Regions from separate parts of the Homo sapiens genome. Here regions 2, 3, 4 and 5 are each linked to region 1. Evidence: chromatin loops called from intact Hi-C (ENCODE). Cell type or tissue: psoas muscle. All regions are shown on one strand. Region 1 holds the start of NPPC (natriuretic peptide C). Region 2 overlaps DIS3L2 (DIS3 like 3'-5' exoribonuclease 2). Region 3 holds the start of PRSS56 (serine protease 56). Region 4 has its middle 8.5 kb from the start of PRSS56. Region 5 overlaps DIS3L2 (DIS3 like 3'-5' exoribonuclease 2).

Region 1 (4,000 bases):
TGGGTCCAGGTCCCCTTCAGGAGCAGAGGAAATGGTGTCTCACACCAGCCTTGGGGAAATGCACAGTCATGGGCTCTGAGTGTTGTTAGGGTAAACTCTCTGCTAATGGGTGTGTGGGTGCCCCGGGGCCCAAGGAAGGTGGCCTTCAGGGGCGTTCAGTGCCCTCCCAAAGGACAGCATGCACAGAGGGGACCTGGGCCAGAATGGCTTGATGAACCCTCCCCCACTCCCTTCTCTGGCTCTGCCGTGAGTTTACACAGATGACAGCTGTCTGTGATGTTGCTGGGCCCCAGGGGCAAAGTGTTCATTCAGGTTTCACCTACACCCAGTCTCTGTCATTAGCATTTTACAATGAATACCTAGAACCATCAACCACCATCATTACGGTGGCTTAGAGCCCAGGTCACCCACTGCGTGGAGAAACAGCCACAACCTCAAAGAGTTTTCATTAATGTGAAAAATCTAAGCTGTCTTTCTCTTTACGCCCAGTGATATATCCTGGGCATCGTCACCAGGAGCCTGCAGGAATGATGTTCTGCTCTCTCACTGGGAATGGGGGGCAGTGAGGGTGGGGTTTTTATTTTTCATTTAAAAAATCCCAAATAATAAATCCACACCGCCCTTCCCAAATAATAATAAAACAGCTGGTGTTGGGCGTAAGCCGGTGTTGAAGGTGTCGACGGTAAGTGTTCATCTATGCTAAGAGAGCTGGTAGGAGATTATTGAACCCCCCTGATCAAAGGGGTCGAGAATTCTTAACAATGTGGATTCCTCCTACACAGCATCTTTCACCACCCGTTTGGCCATCACTTGGTGACCACAGACATCCAGGCCCAAGAACAAAGCCCCTGTGGGGATGCGCATTCCAGGTACGAACCAATGGAGAGTCACTAACATTTGCTCAGGTTCTAAAGTTTGAACTTGATGCTTAAATCAAACTGAAAATTTGAGGCCTCAGACTCCGTCTCTTTGTTGTTTAGACAGGAGAGAAGAGAGCAAAGGCATTCCAAGGGTAGCTACTGAAGGCTGGTCCCCAAGTGTCAGAATCATTCTTCTCCCTGTGCAGGGGAGAGTCAAGATCACAGACAACTACAGCCTTTGCAGAACTGGGGAGAGGCCCACAGCCGAGTGAGGTCTGGCTGCAAAGAGAGGAAGGGCACTGGTTAAAACCTCGGGCAGGTGGGAGTGGCCATGGGCCAGGGTGTGCTGGTTTCTCTGGTCATTGACAAATATTTCCACGAGTCTGTTCGGGGTGCAGTGGGTCCTAGAGTGCCTTAGGCCAGCACTTCGCCCTTAAGCTGTTCAATATGGAGAGGTGAATGGGTTCACAAACTGTGAAAAAGTGTTCTGTACTGTAAAAAAGAGACAGTGTGCTGGACAGGCGCTCTTGTTTCCCTCCGGGAGAAGATCCGACACTGACAAGGGTTTCTGGGGAGGAGACAGCAGCTTGCCCGTAGCCTGGGATGGGACAGTCAAGGTGTGGGACAGGCAGTGGCAGCTGCTGAGCTGGAGGCAAGAAAGCGAGAAAGCCAGGTAAGCCTGATCCTAACGCACATGACTGTCAATGTCAGAGGCTGGGATGTTATTCAGTGGGCACGGGCAGGCGGCAGGAATAGAGAGGAGGGAAAGAGGAGAGGTGAGGCTCTCTGCAGCAGTAAATTACCACCACGCGGCACCCGGCAGGGGGTGGCGGTAGGGCAGAGGTTTCCAGCCCTAGTGCGGGGTGAGACCCCACACCAGAAACGGAGCCCAGAGCACCGGTTGGGTCGGGACAGGGTTGGTGAGGGACTCTGGGACGTGTTGAGTTCGAGGCTGGGGCAAATAATATTTACTTTAGTGTCTTTCCTATTCCCTGAAATAGTGCCACAAGCACTGAGATTCACCCCCGAAGCCACCAGGCTGCAGCTGCCTCAGGACCCTGGACAGACCAGTTTGCCCACTGCCTGGGTTTAGAGAAGGGACAGGAATCGGAGTGTCCCAGGCAGAAGGGCGCTCTGACAGTGCCAGCAGAGGGCTACTCTCACTACAGGGGGCATGGTGGCCAGCAGATGATCGATGTCCCCTGGACTTGTGGGTGTAACCTTCCTTCTCTGCTCCCACAAACCCATGATCTCCTCTCAATCCCCCCACCAGCTGGCCAATAGGGGCCAGTGCTGCTAGTTCAGCTACGGTTCAGGGGTGGGTGAGACACCACCAAGCCTGTTTCTGCTTCTCCAGAAGAAGCCAGGTGGGTTCAACCAGGCTGAGCCGTTTCTGACCTTGCCAAAGTTCCCCGATCACGTTATCCTTCGCTTTCTTTGTCTGTAAAGTGGGATAATAAAGGGGGCGGCTGGCAAACGCCTAGCACAACTTGAGCAAAGGCGGCTCGCGCGCCTCCGAAGGCCGGCTGGGCGGCGGGCGGTCCCGGGCCGGGCTGGGGCTGGGCGTCGGGTGGGCCGTACTCACCGCCGCCAGGGGGCGCCGCACTAACATCCCAGGCCGCTCATGGAGCCGATTCGGTCCAGCTTGAGGCCGAAGCAGCCCTTGGACAAGCCCTTCTTGTTGGCTCCTTTGTATTTGCGCGCGTTGGGGTGCTCTTGCAGAAGGCGAGCCCACGCTGCCCGCGACTTGGTGTCCACGCGCAGGTCCCGGAGCAGTCGCGACCGGTCGCCCTTGAGATTGGCGCCCCCGCCCCCGGGAGCCTTGTCGCCCTTCTTCTGACCGCCGCCCGCAGCCTGCGGCTCGGCCAGCTCCTCTGCCGGCGGGGTTCGCGGGACCTGTCCGAGGAAAGAGCGGGCAGGTGAAGGGACACGCGGCTGCAGCACGGGGGACTCTGATGCTCCAGCCCCACGCGCCCGCCGGCGCGGGGTGTCCCTCCCAAGCCCAGAGCCGCCCCCACCGATGCCGGCCAGCTTGGCCCCGCATCCACCTGCCACGCGGCCGCCTTCGCCGCTCCCTCCGGAAGCCCCCTGCCCTCCCTTTGCTGCTCGCCGGGCAGGCCACACTGGGGTAGGGGGCTGCGCATGGGCCGATGTTCTCCGGAGGCTGGAGAAGTGGACCCCCGAATCCGCGCTTCGAGGGCTCCCCGGCTCTCGCCCACGCGCATCTCGGAGGAGACAGCCGCCTGCCTTCCCTCTCTCCTGGGTCCTGCGCGCCGCATTCTCCAAGCCCCCAGCCTCCCACGCCTCTCCCAGGCTCGGCGTCCCCACGACAGCACCCACCTTCGGCGGCGCCCCGGGCTTGGCTTCGGAGGGCCGGAGGGAGAGCAGCGTGAGCAGCAGGGCGCAGGCCAGCAGCTGGGAGAGATGCATGGTGCCGCTGGGGTCGAGGGGCGCACACGGGCGGCAGCGAGGGCGCGCAGGTCGGCGGGCAGACCAGCAGGGGGATGCGGAGCAGGCTGGCTGGGCTGCAGGGCGAGCAGGGTCCCAGTGCTGCGCGGCGCCGGCTGGGTGCGCTCTGAGCCCGTGACTCTGCTCGCGCCTTTATAATCCAACCTGCCGCTGATGTCATCCTCCCGCCCACCGGGCCGCCCGGGCCAATGACACCACGCACGCGGCCGCGCCGAGGGCCGGGAGGGGGCCGCGGGGGCTCCCCTCCCTTATCCCACCCCGGAGGGATCCCGCGGCTCGGCGGGCTCGCTCCAGGCTGCACTTGGAGCTGCAGAGCTGAGCGCACAGGGGAACTCCATTTGCAGCGAGCGCGCGCCCTGGCCTGCCGAGCATCGGTGCGCCTGGTGCCCTGTGCACCCACTAGGTCCTCATCGCACTCACTCTACCTGGAAGGGATACGTAGCCCTCTTTGCAGGTGCAAAGACAGGCTCAGAGGAATGAAGTCACTTGCCCAAAGTCATACAGGCATAAAGTTGGCGCTGCCCGAAATCCACGCAGCCCTGCTTGTCGCCAAACTCTTCCCTGGGCACCTGACAGCCGCGGGATGGCATTGCAGCTCCGCCTTTCACCTGCCGGTCAGGGCGGGAGCGCAGACCACAGCGACGTCGTTAGGTTGGGGAGGCAGAGGATGG
Region 2 (4,000 bases), 220 kb after region 1:
TTGACTAGGAAGATGTTGCACCATGAATCAAGCTAGAAAACACACAAGGAGTAATTTGGAACAGAAAATGATGAGAACTAAGGTTCTATGACTTCAAAGTCCATGCTTGACAATGGCATACAACAAGTATAAAAACTCAGGTGGAGAACGCCAAATTGAGAAGGCACAGATATTTAACAGAAGGATTGAATAGAATGCACACATTAATAGAATATATGATGTTAGTAGCTTTGGAAGGATCCTTAGGTAGGACATGGAGCTTGGCCTCCCCTTTGCTGTAAGCATTGCTTCTCTGACACCCTAGTGCTGCCTTGGGGCCACCATTTAGGGGCAGCTCAAAGAGTATTACAACATTGGAGACTTCCAGTTGTTATAAAGTTATTTTCTATCTTGTTCTTAGAATTGTCATGAGAGATCTCAGTTGAACCTTGTTCACCTCTCTATACATCACATCGCCCACATTTTTATGAATCTTGTTCTGTAATGCTATCAAAACCCAAGTGAACCCTTGCTAGCTTTTAGGGATCACTGTTTTTTGTTATACATTACAACATATTTAGTACCTTTAATATTTAGTACTACACTCTAGTCCAGGATAATTAAAAAGCCACATTGGTTTCTTCGCTGGAATGATCTGCAATTACATAATCAGATTTACAGTTTTAAGAGCTTCCCAACCTCTTAAATCATCTTTCCCTTTAGAAACTCTTGCAGTGGAATTCATGCCTATATTTTCTCAGCCCTTTGGGAAATCTGGTATCCTCAGTCTAGAGTTTACAGTTCCAGCTTCTCTTTCCGGGATGTCTTGAGCGTAGAGATAGCATGGTCACTTTCTCCCAGATTTGTCATGGTTTCTTCTTGACTATTTAAGGGTAAGTCTTGAATAAAATGGAAACGTTTTACAGCAGCTACCGTGAGGAACTTAATAGTGTTTCTTGGCAACACTGAAGGCTAGCTGAAGATATGTGACATGAATCGACCTAGAGCAAATTGACACATTTATATTATTTTATCAAGCAAAGTCTGGTGGTTTTGAGGGGTGGAGGAGGAGGAGGAAAAATGAATAGGTCATTACAGGCTGAGAAGTTCTTGGTTGAACATGGGATTGCCTAGGCTTAATGGGAGGCTGTGGAAATGAGAAACAGAGAATGGGTCACAGTGCTGCTGGCTTTAATGAGTGTGAAGGACAGCAGGTTCCATTGGAGCAGATGACGGAGTGAGGTGAAAGCAGAGGAAGGGAAATTCTGACCTTAGAGGACTGTGGTAGAGATGGGAAGTAGGGGGTGGAGGTCTGTTCTGGTATCACCTTTGTCTCCTAGCTTTTCACCTTGTGGTGGTTGTTAGCCAGTCAGCAATATTTATTGACCCATGGAAGCAAATACTTTTACATTCCATTCAGTTTTGATAGATACTCAGTTTCTTACAGGGTAGATAGGAATTGAAGAGGTGGTCATTAAATTACATTAAATACATTGAATTGTAATTAGTAGGAAAATTAAACCATGACTAGATTGATAGAAAAAACAAACAGAAGAAATTAGTTTGTTTCATTGAAGCATAGGCTCCAAGATTAGCAAACTGAAAAATAACTGTATCCAATCTTTCCCTTTGCAAAAGGAATATTTCACCTTTTTGAGAGCATGTTCTTTAAAGATAGCTCTGAGGGAGAAACCAAGTTATATAATGCTATGGACTCGCATTACCAGATCTATAGAGTTTGTATGTTCTTTTCAAGGGGTATGGACCTGGCCGGCTAGGAGGCAAAAAGCAAATCAGGCTGAGGAGGGGGCTCTTTTTTTGTGACTGTTGGGCTCCACCTGGTGGCCTGTAAGGATCAGCTTTGGAAAAAGCTGTGTCTTCAACACTGAGAAAATCCTGGTCAAGGCAGAGCAAAAGTTAAAGGAATGGAGGAGAATGATCCTGATCCAGGCTTAGGTTACCAAATTGTTCCTTTCCTTGATGAGCACTGCATGCAGTTTTGGCACTTCTTCCAAAGTCGCCATCTTCAACTGCAATTTCTAGTGCACCTTCTTGAAAATATTATGATGTTAGAGGACCTTAGATAACCATCAACCTCCTCTTATACTCATTAAATCCTTTCAGCTTCCTCTTTGCTTTCTTCATATCAACACCAATTCACTCTTAAATTTCAAGACCTTTTCTTAAATAACTCAGTATTGTTGACTCTTACTTCTTTTCTCCATGCTTTTATCTATTTTCACTGATAAAAACACCGTTCCTGAAGTCCCTATTCCTTAAGTGCTACTTTCTGCTGTGTCATAGTACTGAGCCATAAGAAGCGAAAATAACTCGTTCCCTCTCCTGATTATAGAAAATAATACATAAAATATACAGCCAAAGACAAGTGTATTTGCCACACTTCGTTTTTACTTTGTATTGTTGGAAGTTTGGGCCCTCGGTATAGTTGATGTTTGATTGTTCCCCACTTGTACATTCTCAGGGCTGTGATGCCATTATATCTGTTTGCATGGAGTTTCCAACATTGGACCAACATGTATGAGAGCATGTATTTAAGAGTAGTAATACGATAGTGGTAATCACTGCAAGAGTGCATGACTGTCTTCTAAATATCGTCTAGTTGTAAGACTAGGAGTTTATAAGAATATTTAGTAGAGGAAAGATGATGAATGGCTGAGAACACTAATCTTGACTATTTAATGTTCCTGTTTTCTTTAAGGCAAAGAGGCCAATTTGAAGGACTTTCTTGTTATATTTTTTTCTGTCTGTAGCTGGTCCCTTTCCTCAGTACGTTTTTAATAGGCATATCACCCAGGATAGTAGATCTGATGCTTATTTATATAGAATGTTTATATGTTTCCCAAGGCCCCCACCTATCATATGTAGGAAGTTGGGAATATTGTTGCAGTGCCATTCAGATTAATTTTACAGTAGGACTCAGTTGGAATGTCATTCTTTGTGAATGGCAGCAGTATTCATGGAGGAGCTCTAGTGAAGAAAAATTGAAGTGGTGATCATTATAAATAACTCTATGGAGGAAAACTTTCTCTCTTACAACTATTATTGAAATATCAAATTAACAAACATTTCTAAATTTTATTTTTTCCAAATACATACATATTGAATATTTACTGTTAAATTTATTCAAATGTGTACTATTGAAAATGAAAATTTCCCAGAGTTTCACCCCCGGAAACGATCACTATTAAGGTTTTGGTATACATTTGACTAAAATATTGTTTTAAAAATATTTATCAACTTTAATTACAAAGCATATTTCACAGGAAAAAGAATATATGTAACACTTCTATAATTTTTGAAACCTAATACTAAAACCAACCCATGAACTCATGAACCAGATTAAGAAGTATAACATCACCAATACTGTTCAAGTTCCCTGTCTGTTCTCCTGTATCCTAAACCATAATTTTTTCCCCAGAGGTAACCACCATCTCAAATATACTAATGAAAATGTATTTAAAAAAAAATTTACCCATATTTATAACCCTAAATGTTATTTTGTTTTGCTTGTTTTTGAACCTTTACAAAATACCGTGTTATATATATTCTTCTATCATTTGCCTTTTTTCATTTAACATGTTTCTAAAATATACTCACATATTTCACTCATTTTAGTCGATAATATTTCCATTTTCTGAAATATACCATAATTTAGCAATGTACATTTGGGTTGAACAGAGGATTTTGCTCCTGAAAACGTTCCAGTGCTCATTAACTAAAGTTTTTCTAGACTCTACTTAAAAAGGAAATTACTGAATCATACATAGGTACATGTTTAACTTTACAACTTTCTAGCCAAACCATTCCCAAAGTGATTGTACCCATTTTTAGTCCTGCCAGCAGTGTGTATGCAGTTCCATTGCTCCACATTCTTATTTACACTTGTTAGACTCATTTTTGCCAGCCAGGTGGGTAAAAATAGTGATAATCGTTGGGTGATTTTTGTTATTTTTTTCCTAATTACTGATGAGGTTGAACATCTTTCCATATACTCATGGTC
Region 3 (4,000 bases), 600 kb after region 1:
GCCCTTCTTCCCTGTCTTGGCCCCTTTGATGGAGCCGCAGAAACAAGGGCTCCTTTGACAGAAGGGGGGCTCGGAGCTGGGATGATGAGACTTCAGAGGTGAAGGTCAAGCCCACTACCCCACTCCTCCCCCAGTCTTGGCCACCCTCCCGTGCACCCCTCCCCCAGGCTGTCCTCTATAAAGACCCTGCAGCCCCATTCCCCTGTGGGCTCCTAGGAGTTAAGGGCCAGGTGAGGGCTGACCAGGGAGGCGGGTAATTTTGATGTAAGAGAACGGGGTCAGATGATTTGAGGGACAAGAATTCAGTGCCCGGGGGCCGAAAGGCAGCAGAAGGCGGGCACCAAAGGATAGGCACCCGGAAGGTGGACTCCGAGGAGGAGAGAGGACAGGGGTCTCTCACCCCAGCTCCTGGTCACCATGCTGCTGGCTGTGCTGCTGCTGCTACCCCTCCCAAGCTCATGGTTTGCCCACGGGCACCCACTGTACACACGCCTGCCCCCCAGCGCCCTGCAAGGTAAGTCCAGGCTGGCCCGAGAGCCGCGGGGTTGGGAGGAATGTAGAGGAAGTGGGACCCTGGGCGGGCGGGGACAGAAGAGCTTGTCACCCCCACTCATAAGGACCTTTGGCTCCTTCTGCCCACCCTGCTGCGAGAAGGGGCCAAGAACTGAGATATAGGTGGGAGAGGAGGGGTGTGGCGGGAAAGGGAAGGGGAGCTGTTGAGCATGCCGAAAGGAATGGAGAGAAGGCCCCAAGAAGCAGAGAGAAACGGCCCGGGGCAGCACCCTGCCCTTGGCTGTCCCGGCCGAAGGTGGGCCACTCAAACACAGCTACTTTCAGTCAATAAAGCTGAGTTCTGCGATGTCTGTATCTTTGGGGTGGTGTCTTTAAAAAAAATTGTTAAGGAAAAGCACCTTTCAAAGATCCCAGTCCAGCTCAGTTGAATTAGGGAGACATCTTGGGCTGAGAACCTGGGAGCACGGGCTCTGAGTGCTGGGCCCAGCGTCCCCGGGGCTCACTTGCCTCCTCATTCTGTCCCAGGCTGGTGGGTCTCCCGAGGCAGGGCTCAGGGCTGGGGCCAGGAGGATGAGGCTGAGGCTCTTCCCCAACCACGCATGATTGTGTGCCCCCTGTCCCAGCAGTTCTGTCGGCCCAGGGGACTCAGGCGTTGCAGGCAGCCCAGAGGAGCGCCCAGTGGGCAATAAACCGAGTGGCGATGGAGATCCAGCACAGATCGCACGAGTGCCGAGGTGCCCACCCTGCCCCCCGTGCCCCAGTGAGCTTGCTGCCTACCCTGGGCCCATTCTGCTGCCTCTGTCCCTTCCCTTCAGTCTTCACTCTCCTCTTGGGGGCAGAGACTGTGTTGGGCCGCAACCTAGACTACGTTTGTGAAGGTCTGTCTCTCCGAGTGGAAAGGACACGCTAGGCTTGGGGCATGGCCTGTGCAAAGGCAGGGAGGCGGAAACACTCTGGGCTCCTGTGGTGACCAGGAGAAGTTCATGGTTGCTGAAATAGAACCCGTGTGGGCTGGAGGGCTGAGCGCGAAAGGAGAGATGGGGAGAGAGAGGCTCGGCCCAGCCTGGGGTGAGGACAGGCGAGAGGGCAGCAGTGAGACTCAAAGGTCTGTTTCTCTGCAGGATCTGGGCGCCCCAGGCCTCAAGCTCTCCTCCAGGACCCACCTGAGCCAGGTGAGGTTGAAAAGGCTCGAGGGGGCAGGCCTGAGAGCCGGGTGGGCCTCGAAGGCGAGGATGGCCAGAACATGTCCCTCGTGACACCCCTTGCCCCTTTCTAGGGCCGTGCGGCGAGAGGCGTCCGAGCACTGCCAATGTGACGCGGGCCCACGGCCGCATCGTGGGGGGCAGCGCGGCGCCGCCCGGGGCCTGGCCCTGGCTGGTGAGGCTGCAGCTCGGCGGGCAGCCTCTGTGCGGCGGCGTCCTGGTAGCGGCCTCCTGGGTGCTCACGGCAGCGCACTGCTTTGTAGGGTAAGTAGGACCCCCAGGCCTTGCCCAGCTGGGGTCCCCGGCGCTGGGCCCCGCACCTGCCGGGTTGTCCGGCGGGCGACGCGCGGGAAAGGTGGTCTCTGCTGCCCCCTGGCGGCGGCCGGCCCCGGGCTTCCCCATCTCAAGGCGCCGCGCCCGCCCCGCCAGGATGCCAGCCCGGAGGGGGTGGCACGGCCGGGCGAGTTCGCCCCCTCTGGGACGGGACCCCTCCCCGGCCCGCCCTCCGTGCCCCCAGGTGGAGAAAGCCCGGCATGCGGGCGGAGGGGCAGGGTCTCCGAGGGGCCTGCGGGGTGTGCCCCTGTCCTTCCTGCGTCTCAGCTGCCGCTCGACCCGCAGCGCCCCGAATGAGCTTCTGTGGACTGTGACGCTGGCAGAGGGGTCCCGGGGGGAGCAAGCGGAGGAGGTGCCAGTGAACCGCATCCTGCCCCACCCCAAGGTGAGAAGGCAGTCCCCAGGCCCCCAAGGCTGGGCACCGCACCCCCACCCGTGCTTCCTTGACCCTGCGCCGCCTCCCCCTCCTCAGTTTGACCCGCGGACCTTCCACAACGACCTGGCCCTGGTGCAGCTGTGGACGCCGGTGAGCCCGGGGGGATCGGCGCGCCCCGTGTGCCTGCCCCAGGAGCCCCAGGAGCCCCCTGCCGGAACCGCCTGCGCCATCGCGGGCTGGGGCGCCCTCTTCGAAGGTACTGGGCGTGGGTGAGCCGGCGCGTGGTGGGAAGAACTGGGGGTCCGAGGTAATAGAGTGTAGGGAGGCCGGGTTGCCTTGGAAAAATGCTGCCTGCTCTTTCAAAGGGGGAGGAATCAAGGGGGGTGGTGGGAAGGGGACCCTCAAGGCGGGGCTCTTGCCCTCCAAACCTGAGCCTTCCACCCCTTCCCTGCAGACGGGCCTGAGGCTGAAGCAGTGAGAGAGGCCCGTGTTCCCCTGCTCAGCACCGACACCTGCCGAAGAGCCCTGGGGCCCGGGCTGCGCCCCAGCACCATGCTCTGCGCCGGGTACCTGGCGGGGGGCGTTGACTCGTGCCAGGTATGAACCCAGTCTGATGAGAAAAGGCCGGCTGAGCCTTCCCAGGGCCACTACGGCCTCTTTTCCTTCCACGTCTGTCTGTCACTCGACTTCTCTGAGCCTCTCTGTCCTCATCCCTAAAATGGACACAAGTGGCAAGCTCACACCTGCCAGGCGTAAGGCAGGCGTCATAGGGGGCAGGTGAATGCAGCGTCCTCTCTCTTGGCCCCGCAGGGTGACTCGGGAGGCCCCCTGACCTGTTCTGAGCCTGGCCCCCGCCCTAGAGAGGTCCTGTTCGGAGTCACCTCCTGGGGGGACGGCTGCGGGGAGCCAGGGAAGCCCGGGGTCTACACCCGCGTGGCAGTGTTCAAGGACTGGCTCCAGGAGCAGATGAGCGGTGAGCGCCCTCTTTCCAATGCCCCGTCCCCAGTGCCCCAACGGACAACCGTGGGACAAGCCCGTTTCCACCCGGCCCATGCCCATTCCCAGCTCCCTTCTGCCTCGGGAAAGCCTGTCTCCTTCCGGGGAAGGAGTGAGGGGGCTAGGGCCCCAAACAGAGGGTGAGCTGACCCCTGTCCCGCCCGCAGCAGCCTCCTCCAGCCGCGAGCCCAGCTGCAGGGAGCTTCTGGCCTGGGACCCCCCCCAGGAGCTGCAGGCAGACGCCGCCCGGCTCTGCGCCTTCTATGCCCGCCTGTGCCCGGGGTCCCAGGGCGCCTGTGCGCGCCTGGCGCACCAGCAGTGCCTGCAGCGCCGGCGGCGATGCGGTCAGTTCTGTTCACCCGGACCCGGACGGGGGGCAGAGGGGAGGGGGCCTGGCCAGCCTCTGACCGCCGCTCCGACTCCTGTCCGGTCCGCAGAGCTGCGCTCGCTGGCGCACACGCTGCTGGGCCTGCTGCGGAACGCGCAGGAGCTGCTCGGGCCTCGTCCGGGACTGCGGCGCCTGGCCCCCGCCCTGGCTCTCCCCGCTCCAGCGCTCAGGGAGTCTCCTCTGCACCCCGCC
Region 4 (4,000 bases), 590 kb after region 1:
AAAACTCCTGGCCCCAAGCAGTTCCCACCTCAGCCTCCCAAAATGCTGGGATGACGGGCATGAGTCATCATTCCCAGTCTCGTACACGGTTTATTCAACTGAGTCCTTCCTCCATCACTACCTGAGTTGTTGCTACTTTTCTTTTTTGTTCTTTCTGTCAATGTTGCAGTGAACATCTTTGTACATCTGTCATTTTATAACTGTGTTTTTCTACATATCTGTAGGACAAAATGCTCTGAAGTGGGAGTACTAAAGAATAAGAATGCGTGAGACCAGGTGCGATGGCATGACACTTTGGGAGGCCGAGGCATGAGGATTCTTGAGCTCAGGAGTTCAAGACCAGCCTGGACAACACAGCTAGACCTCTTCTCTATAAAAAATTTTAAAACTTAGCTGGATATGGTGGCAAACGCCTGTGGTCCCAGCTACTCAGGAGGCTGAGGAAGGAGGATCACTTGAGCCCAGGAGGTCAAGGCTACAGTGAGCCGTGGCCACGCTATTGCACTCCAGCCTAGGTGACAGAATGAGGCCCTGTCTCATTTAAGAGAAAATAAAAATTAAAAGGAGAATAAGAGTGTGTGTACTGTGGGTAGGTATTTGTGTAGGCATTGTCAACTCTCACTGTGACTCTCCTAAAAGCAATGAATGAGACTGTTTCTCAACAGACTCACCAAAATCAAACTATTGGATTTTTGCCATAAATTCACTTGTGTTCAGTGCCCTCTCCCCCAGGAAGCCTGCCCTGACCTCCAGAGTGTAAGCAAGCCCCTTCCCCTGTCCCCAGCACTCAAGGCTTCTCCTACACAGCGCCGTGTGCATTTGAGATGACTTACGTAGTCCTTACTTTTTTTTTTGGTGGTTTTTTTTTTTTTTTGAGACAGAGTCTTGCTCTGTCACCCAGGCTGGAGTGCAGTGGTGCAATCTTGACTCACTGCAAGCTCCGCCTCCCGGGTTCACGCCATTCTCCTGCCTCAGCCTCCCGAGTAGCCTGGCTAAATGTTTTGTATTTTTAGTAGAAATGGGGTTTCGCCATGTTAGCCAGGATGGTCTCGATCTCCTGACCTCGTGATCCACCCGCCTCAGCCTCCCAAAGTGCTGGAATTACAGGCGTGAGCCACCACACCCGGCCAGTCCTTACTATTATTACTTTTTTACCATTTGTCTACCACCAGGCTATTAGCTCCATGAGGGCAGGGACTGTGCCCCAGTTCTCAGTGCAGCATGGGCATGTCATAGATGCTGAGCACACCTTTGTCATCTGGGACAGCCCCCTGTGTGCCCAGCACCCTAGCAGCTGCTTTGGCTGGGTGGCCTGAGCTGAGCCCCTCAACAACCTTCTGAGGGAGGCCCTGGTATTAGCTCCATTGAGCAGATGGGGAGATGGAGGCTCAGAGACAGGAGGTAGTTTGCTCAAGGACTCACAGCTGGCCAGCTGGGAAGTCCTTACCCCTCACCCCCACCCCTCTTGCCAACATCCTGGCTTGATTTCTTCCCTGCTCTGGTCCGTGGGGTCCCCAGTCCCCAGGAGGCGTGGTCCGGCCCAGGTCACAGTAGCAAGCCCAGGATCGGCCCCTCCACACCACCTGCAGTGATGCAGAGCCAAGCTGGGGGCCAGCCTGAGTCCCCAGGGGCCTTGTCAGCCTGCGCGGTCAGGTCCCCTGTGCAGTGGCAGTGGCAGGGACCACAGTGACCCTGGTAGCCATACAGTTGCTACAGCCCTTTCCCGGAGGCCCCGTGGCTGTGCTGGCTTTGTGCCCAACTGTCACTCTGTCCCCAGTGGCTCCTCATGCTGGCTGCCTGCCTCCCTGCCTCCCATTAATCATGTGTGTGGGATTTATTTTCTCCAGCAATTTATTTCAGCAAATGCAATCTGGGTGTGCCCGCAGGTGGGCAGGATGCTCCGTTGCTGCCAGAGTCACAGAGCCCAGCTTTATTGTCAGGCTGACAGGCATGATTCCCCAGCGAGCACCCCCACCGCAGATGCCAGGTCTAGCCAAGCCCTGGGGCAGGATGCTAAGGACCCCTGGGACTGTTGCCACCCCCACATCACTGTGAACCTCAAAGTCCCATAGGCCTGGGAGCCCAGCTTGCCCCACTCTCTTTATTGGTTTTGCTGCCCCTACCAATGCTAGCTGGCTAAAGGGGTGTAGGGGAAGATTAGCCCTCCTGTCCTTGGCCTAAAACGGGCAGCCAGAGGTCTCTTCCGAAGATCCAGGTGGTGGCTCTTTTCAGTTTCCTGACCTGGGGAAGGAGGAGGTCCTTCCTCTGGAGCCCCCTCCTCCCCAGAACTGCTGGGCAGCCCAGACCTGATTCCCATGACAGTCACGGAGGGAAACAATCAGCTAAGGCAAACCCTGCCACCCCCTCACCACCCCCGCAACACGCATCCTCCTTTCGGGGGCTCCCTTTCATTCCTTAATCACCCCATGCCCCTCTCTCTAGGCCACCAAGTGTGGCCTCCCTGGGGCTAGGGAAAAGGACGTGGCTTTCAGGCCAGGACAGGAGCAAGTGGCTGCTCAGCTATGATTTCAGGTCCTGAGACACCGCTGCTCCCAGTTATCTGCCCACTTACAGGCCTTGGAAGTCGAAAGGGAAAGAGCTGTGGGCAGGGGTGGGCAGGGACCCTCCACTTGGTCTGGCCCTCACCAAGCCCTTTGCAGCCTGCACCCACTCCCCCCAGCCCTGCAGTGTTTCCAGGGGCCCAGACCCTAGCCTGCGGGCACCTGCTTCCTCTCTTAGTATCCCCCAGGTTCATCCTGAGGCCCCGCCCCCAGCTTGCCCTGCCTGGCCAGGCTGCCTCTAATGCTGCAGATAATTTCTGCTGTCGCAAAGCCATTACCCTGCAAATGGGCTGACTCCAGCATGTGTGCGTGTGTATGTGTGTGTGTGTGTGTTCCCGTGTGTGTGCATGCGCACGTGTGTGCAGGGGAGGGTTGGCTGCGGCAGGTAAAGCGCCTTGTTTATGCCTCGCTCATCACTGTAATTGCCTTGGGGGATTTATTGGCTTTGTAAGCTCTCCCTGCACCCTACATGGCCTCCACCTGGCCCTGAGTGATGAGGCTGGGAGCTCTGGGCAGGGGGCTGGACATGCCCAGCAGGAGGGTAAGTGAGGCCTTGCGGAGGGCCCCCTGACCTATGCACCCACCCCTTCCTGCTCCATGCCTGGTAGCTGGACATAGAAGGAGATAGTAGCTGGGGCACCCCCACGAGGCCTCTCCAACCTCAGAGGCTCTGAGGAGGTTGCCAGTCTGGGGGTGCAAGATGGATGCAGAAGGGACACTGGAGGAACTTTGGTGGCACCCGTGTCTCTGGTTTCTCCTCTTCCTCTCCCCTTTAGGTCCCTCCCATCATCTGCTGGCCCCAACCCCACGCCTATATGTCTTCTCAGCTGTTCTGCCTCACCCACTCCTGCCTCACACAGCTGAGTCCCCTGCAAGGGAAGACAAAGCCTCGGCCCCAACCGTTTCATCCATTTCAAGAAGCTTCAACCTTTGTGTGGCTACCTTAGCAAACCCCTGCAGGGTTAGCAGTCAGAAGGCACTTGTGGACTCCCAAGGCAGGGCTGGGCAGAGGTTGAGGGTGTGGCCTCTGGCAGCAGGCAGAACAGCCTTCCATCTCTTCTCCAGTTCCTAGCAGTGTGGTCTCAGCTAGGTCAATCAACTTCTCCGAGCCTCAGTGGCCTCATCTGTAAAATGGGTCTGATGACACCTGCCTTAAGCAGTTATTATGAAGGTTTGATACATTGTAATACATCGAACTACATGAAATTCCCTTTACTCAACCAGCTTTTGACATTAATGAGTATTTACTCGGTGAAATATTATATCAATAAACTGTCTTATTGAAAAGATTTCTACTTGGTGCCTGTCCTTTTCTTTTTTACTCTTGATGTTTCGTATTTGTATAAATGCTACCTGCTGATTTTAAAGAATTCAAGTAACACAGGAAAGCACACAGAAGAAAGTGAAAAGCAAAACACAATAAAATAAACCTCAATTTC
Region 5 (4,000 bases), 400 kb after region 1:
ATGCCAGGCCTGGATCCAAGGCCCCCGTCTCCGAGGCCTTAGCTTGCTGTTCTGGAAGGTGATGCTGGCTGGCAGCCATTCCCAGCCCCTCGGAAAGCAGTTGTCAGGCAGTCCCTGAGCTCCAGCGCCCCATCCCCCGCAGGGCCCAGTGATCTCACGCCTGTGCCCCTGGTGCTGGGAGGAGTGGGGTGACACTAGGGCCAGTGCCCACATCAGAGGAGGAAGGTATGAGGCCAGGGCAGGGGGCAGGGCGCCCTCCCGTCCAGCAGCCCCAGTGCCCACTCTGCGCCCTTCGGGGCTCCCGTGGCCCAGAGTGTGGAGCGGCTCAACCTGACCACCCAGGATAGCTTGGGGGCGTTTCGGAGGTTTGGCTGCCTAGGCTGTGCACCTAGCACAGCTCCCCAGGAGAGGGAGGGAGGAGGTCAGGGGAGAGGGCCCTGCTGACCGGGTCATCTCTGGCCCTGGGTTCCCATAGGAGCGCCTAGGCTCTAAGCTGGAGCCTCCCCATCCCAGGACCTTGGGGAGAAAGAGGCTGGGCGCCACCTGCTGGCCCACCAGGGAATTGACAGGGTGGGGGACTGTGGAGCCTGTGCTGGCCGCAGATGAGAGCCCTGACTCCCACCTTCCCTACCCCACCCACCCTGCACCGTCCAGCTCAGTTCTCTGACCCGTGGTGCCAGGTCCCATTTGCAATGGCGAATACTGAACTCGGTGCAACTCTGGCTGCTGGCAGCTGGGCTTGGCCTGCACCTTTCTGTCCCCAAACTCCACTGGGGACCCACCTTCCAGCCACCCCAGGGTGCCACCGCCAGAGCCAGGGGTCAGCCCCACCTTCATTCACTCCTACTCATAGCCTACCTGTTCACTCTGCCCCCATCTGCTACTTGCAGCATCAGAAGGACATGAGGGCACCAAACAGCCCCTGCAGCTGTCCTCAAACATCATGGCCAAGGCTGCACCTGGGAAGTGGACTTTCTGTGGTGCTAGCTCCCTCCTCAGTGCCCTTGACCTTTGTCTGGGTCCCTGCTTAATGTGGCCTAACTAGTTGGGCCAGAGCTCCACAGGTGCTGTCCTGACTCCCAGCCCCAGGAGGGAGGGAGAGGCTGAGACGGCAAGGGAAGCAGAGACTCAGCCACACCAAGGGCCCTGGCAAGGTGGGCCTCTCCTCCATAGCCTCACCAGGCTTCACGTTCAAGGTCACCAAGAGTGCACTTGTTCACTGTCGAGGGCAGAGGTGACTCCTGGGACTGTGCTGGGGGTCCAGGGAGAGCAGGTAGCGGAGTTGCCAGGGAAGCAGCTTGCCTGAGGTCTGTGGTCTTGGCAGGGGCTTCCACAGCGGCCCCACCCTCTCCCTGTCCCCTCCCTCCTGTCCTTGTCCTCGTGTTTACTGAAAACCATGAGAAGGGATGTGGAGAGCGCCTGCAGGAACTGAGAGCAGGAGCCTGGCTCAGCCCTGAGAGGCCCCCAGATATTCAATTCCTAAACCCATAGAGGGTGGGGCATGGGCACAGAGGAGTAACCAGGGGCCACCTCACACAGCCCTGCTCTTTCACCCTGCCCGCCTGGTGGCCTCCTTAGCCTGCAGCCTCAGTGCTGCCCGCTATGGGGTCATGCTGCCTCCTGCTGGCCACACTGCAAAATGCAGCCCAGGGTCGGGCCTAAGGCTACACTTGTCCCTCTTCCGGCAAGCCTGCAGCTGGGCTGGAGGGGAAAGCAGGCACCACAGAATTGCCTGGATGCTCCTGCCCAGGAGGATTGTCCGACTGCATGGGGAGAAAAGTCCAGAACCGTGCCTGGCACATAGTAGTTTTTATGGAGTGAGAGGGCAAAAGTACGCATGATTGTGTGCATCTGAAGTATTTCCGTGCTGATGGCCTGACCAGTATCAGATTATTTTTCAAGCAGGAATTTTGATTCCTCTTGGGTTCACAATATCTTATTATGAAATCCGAATAAGAACAGTCTAATGGCACCAGACAGTGATACAGGTGAGCCTAGAACAGTCAGTGTTCATGTGGGGGACTGCAGCCTGCTTTTCAGGGAGGCTTCAAAAGAATTGAGGAACACAGATTGATGGCAGGGATGAAAATCACAGGGCATATTGAGGAGACCCCCAGCTGGCCATGTGGGGGGCAGGTGGGGCAACAGGAGAACAGTGCCTGCGTCCTGAGGGCTTTCAATGCATCAGGCAGAGGGCCTGCCAGTGCAGAACCTGTTTTCTCTGCGTCCATGACAGCCCTGAGCAGGTGCCATTGTGACCCCTGTCCTGCATTTGAGACAGAGGATGGGGAGGGCTCTGTGATTTGTTCAGAATCCCACGGCAAGAAAGTTGTGGAGCTGAGAGTCAAACCTGGGCTTGGGAGACTTGTAGTGGGTTAAGGGCTTGAACACAGGGTTTTTGGCAGGAAGTGGTGGGCACAAGCACAGATTAGGGCTGGGAGGTGGGGTGGCACATCACAGGCCGTTACTGCCACCCAGAGGGCAACATGGATGCTCCTCCTTTTACCTGCTGGGTGTCCTGTGTGGTAGAAGGGCAGGCTGAAGCTTGATCCTTGTGGTCACACATCCCAGCTGTCACCTGCCTTACTGTGTGCCATGAGCCAGCCCAAAAAAGTCCCCACTAGTCCCCAGGGGAGGCGCTAGGGGTGCTGGGCTGGCTTCCCTCCTCTCCAGGTGGTGCCTGCCCTCCTGGGGCATTTCCCAGCCCTTCTTCCTCTGCATCTCAGGCTCCCTGGGGAGGCAGATATGCTCTCAGGACATCCTGGCAGAGCACAGCCACACGTCTGCCCTGGCAGGCCCACCCTGGGTGGAGGAGGGGCTCTATATGCCAGGGCTCTCTCTCTCGGTGGCTGGCTTTCTTTCCACGAGCATGGCCAGATGACGAGGCTCACCCGCAGCACTACTCACACCTCCAGGAAGGGAAGTTGATGGCAGGGTTCTGGCTGCAGCCAGGCCTGCGGGAGCTTCCTCCCTGATCTCTCTCACTCAAGGGGAAAGCTCAGGGCTGGGCATGAAGGCTGGGGAAAGGCAGGGAAGGCAGAGTCCCCCCAGGCTGGTCAAGGCCCCGATAGCCCCATGTCTCCCTGAGGGGGCGGCTTTCCCCATGAAGAGGGTCCTGGTCACCAAGGCATGAGGACATGCCCAAGGCTGGCCCATCACAACAGGCTCCAGCTCTTGTGCACATGTGTGATCTTCTTGTCCCACCAAAGGCGGGAAAAAGAAGTGCGTGGCCTCCTGCCCCAGATTTGGTGGTAGGGTCAGTGGTGCTGACCTCAGTGCTGTGTGATACCAGCCCCCCAGCCTTTGCCTGGTTCATGTCCCACATCGCCTATCGGTCCCCGCTCCTTCAGTCTGGGACCTTGGCCTGCTCAGTCCTTCTGTGGGGAGCCACATCCATTCACAGTGACTGTTGAGTCTAATGACAGACACCCAAGTGCTGCAAAGCCAGAGCAGCAGCCCCTGAAAGGGTGACTCTGGGGTCTCACCCCATCCCCACTCCTGCCCTGTCCTCTGGTGAGGGCTTCCCTCCTGCTGCCTCAGACTGTCCTGTCTACCCTCAGAGACCCTGTTGGGAGGCTTCCCTCCAACAAGGCACCGTCCCCAGAGGAGAAGGGAGCCCAGCACTCCTGGGACTGTGGGGTCCTTGGTCCACTCACCACTGCCACATGCCTCAGGGAGCCCTCAGAGCAGGGGCTGAGCTGGGGCCCCAGGGTTCCCATGCCCTGGGCGAGCATGGTGCCCTCTTACAGCCTGGGCTGCCCGAGTGTTCCAGGCATCCTGTCATTCAGCAGAGATCTTTCCTCGGTGCCTTCTCTGGATTGGGTGGGCTGCTGAGCTCTGGGGCTGCTGCAGTGAATTATTTAATAGATGGGTGCTTCCCTGCTCTCCAGGGTCCCCCTCTGGGAGAGCCAGCACAGGAGCTAACCAGTCAGAGGAGAAGGCGGTGTAGACCAACTGGTGCAGGGAGACCATGGGGGTGCTGGGCAAGACAGGGACTTGG

The links. Peaks named below come from ENCODE experiments on the same cell type or tissue, not always from the same donor. Only the 100,000 strongest peaks of a DNase experiment are listed, where the experiment ranks them.
Region 2: it touches region 1 in a loop (11-fold over the local background); 91 of 110 quality-filtered maps call a loop at or near these places.
Region 3: a loop joins it to region 1, with 4 times the contacts of the local background. A loop is called at or near these places in 16 of 110 quality-filtered maps.
Region 4: it touches region 1 in a loop (2.4-fold over the local background); 16 of 110 quality-filtered maps call a loop at or near these places.
Region 5: a loop joins it to region 1, with 11 times the contacts of the local background. A loop is called at or near these places in 101 of 110 quality-filtered maps.

What each region holds. Positions count from the first base shown.
Region 1 is chr2:231,922,960-231,926,959 of GRCh38, forward strand. NPPC (natriuretic peptide C) reads right to left here and starts at 3,437. Exons shown (of 3, transcript NM_024409.4): 1 at 3,201-3,437; 2 at 2,446-2,756. The coding sequence starts at 3,290. The coding sequence ends at 2,466. RefSeq lists silencers at 2,331-2,420, 2,501-2,550, 3,506-3,725. In psoas muscle, CTCF peaks have their summits at 2,450 (motif pointing right), 2,651 and 3,324 (motif pointing right); DNase peaks (open chromatin) are centred at 2,452 and 3,473; H3K4me3 peaks cover 1,911 bases; H3K27me3 peaks cover 3,915 bases.
Region 2 is chr2:232,140,434-232,144,433 of GRCh38, forward strand. All of the region lies in intron 8 of DIS3L2 (DIS3 like 3'-5' exoribonuclease 2), which reads left to right. Among named protein-coding and RNA genes, the nearest start is that of MIR562, 30 kb to the right of the region's middle. In psoas muscle, a CTCF peak has its summit at 1,823 (motif pointing left); no DNase peak of the experiment used is centred here.
Region 3 is chr2:232,520,182-232,524,181 of GRCh38, forward strand. PRSS56 (serine protease 56) reads left to right here and starts at 207. Exons shown (of 13, transcript NM_001195129.2): 1 at 207-514; 2 at 1,140-1,247; 3 at 1,635-1,685; 4 at 1,790-1,979; 5 at 2,334-2,433; 6 at 2,521-2,680; 7 at 2,879-3,021; 8 at 3,235-3,397; 9 at 3,591-3,764; 10 at 3,858-4,000. The coding sequence starts at 418. RefSeq lists a silencer at 1,990-2,189 and an enhancer at 3,460-3,969. In psoas muscle, a CTCF peak has its summit at 2,082 (motif pointing left); DNase peaks (open chromatin) are centred at 2,100 and 3,700; H3K4me3 peaks cover 2,399 bases; H3K27ac peaks cover 1,591 bases; H3K27me3 peaks cover 1,172 bases.
Region 4 is chr2:232,509,925-232,513,924 of GRCh38, forward strand. No RefSeq gene overlaps it. Among named protein-coding and RNA genes, the nearest start is that of PRSS56, 8.5 kb to the right of the region's middle. In psoas muscle, no CTCF peak of the experiment used is centred here; a DNase peak (open chromatin) is centred at 1,737.
Region 5 is chr2:232,325,661-232,329,660 of GRCh38, forward strand. All of the region lies in intron 14 of DIS3L2 (DIS3 like 3'-5' exoribonuclease 2), which reads left to right. Among named protein-coding and RNA genes, the nearest start is that of ALPP, 51 kb to the right of the region's middle. RefSeq lists enhancers at 2,431-2,700, 2,771-2,820, 3,915-4,000. In psoas muscle, CTCF peaks have their summits at 540 (motif pointing left), 740 and 1,634 (motif pointing left); DNase peaks (open chromatin) are centred at 521 and 1,631.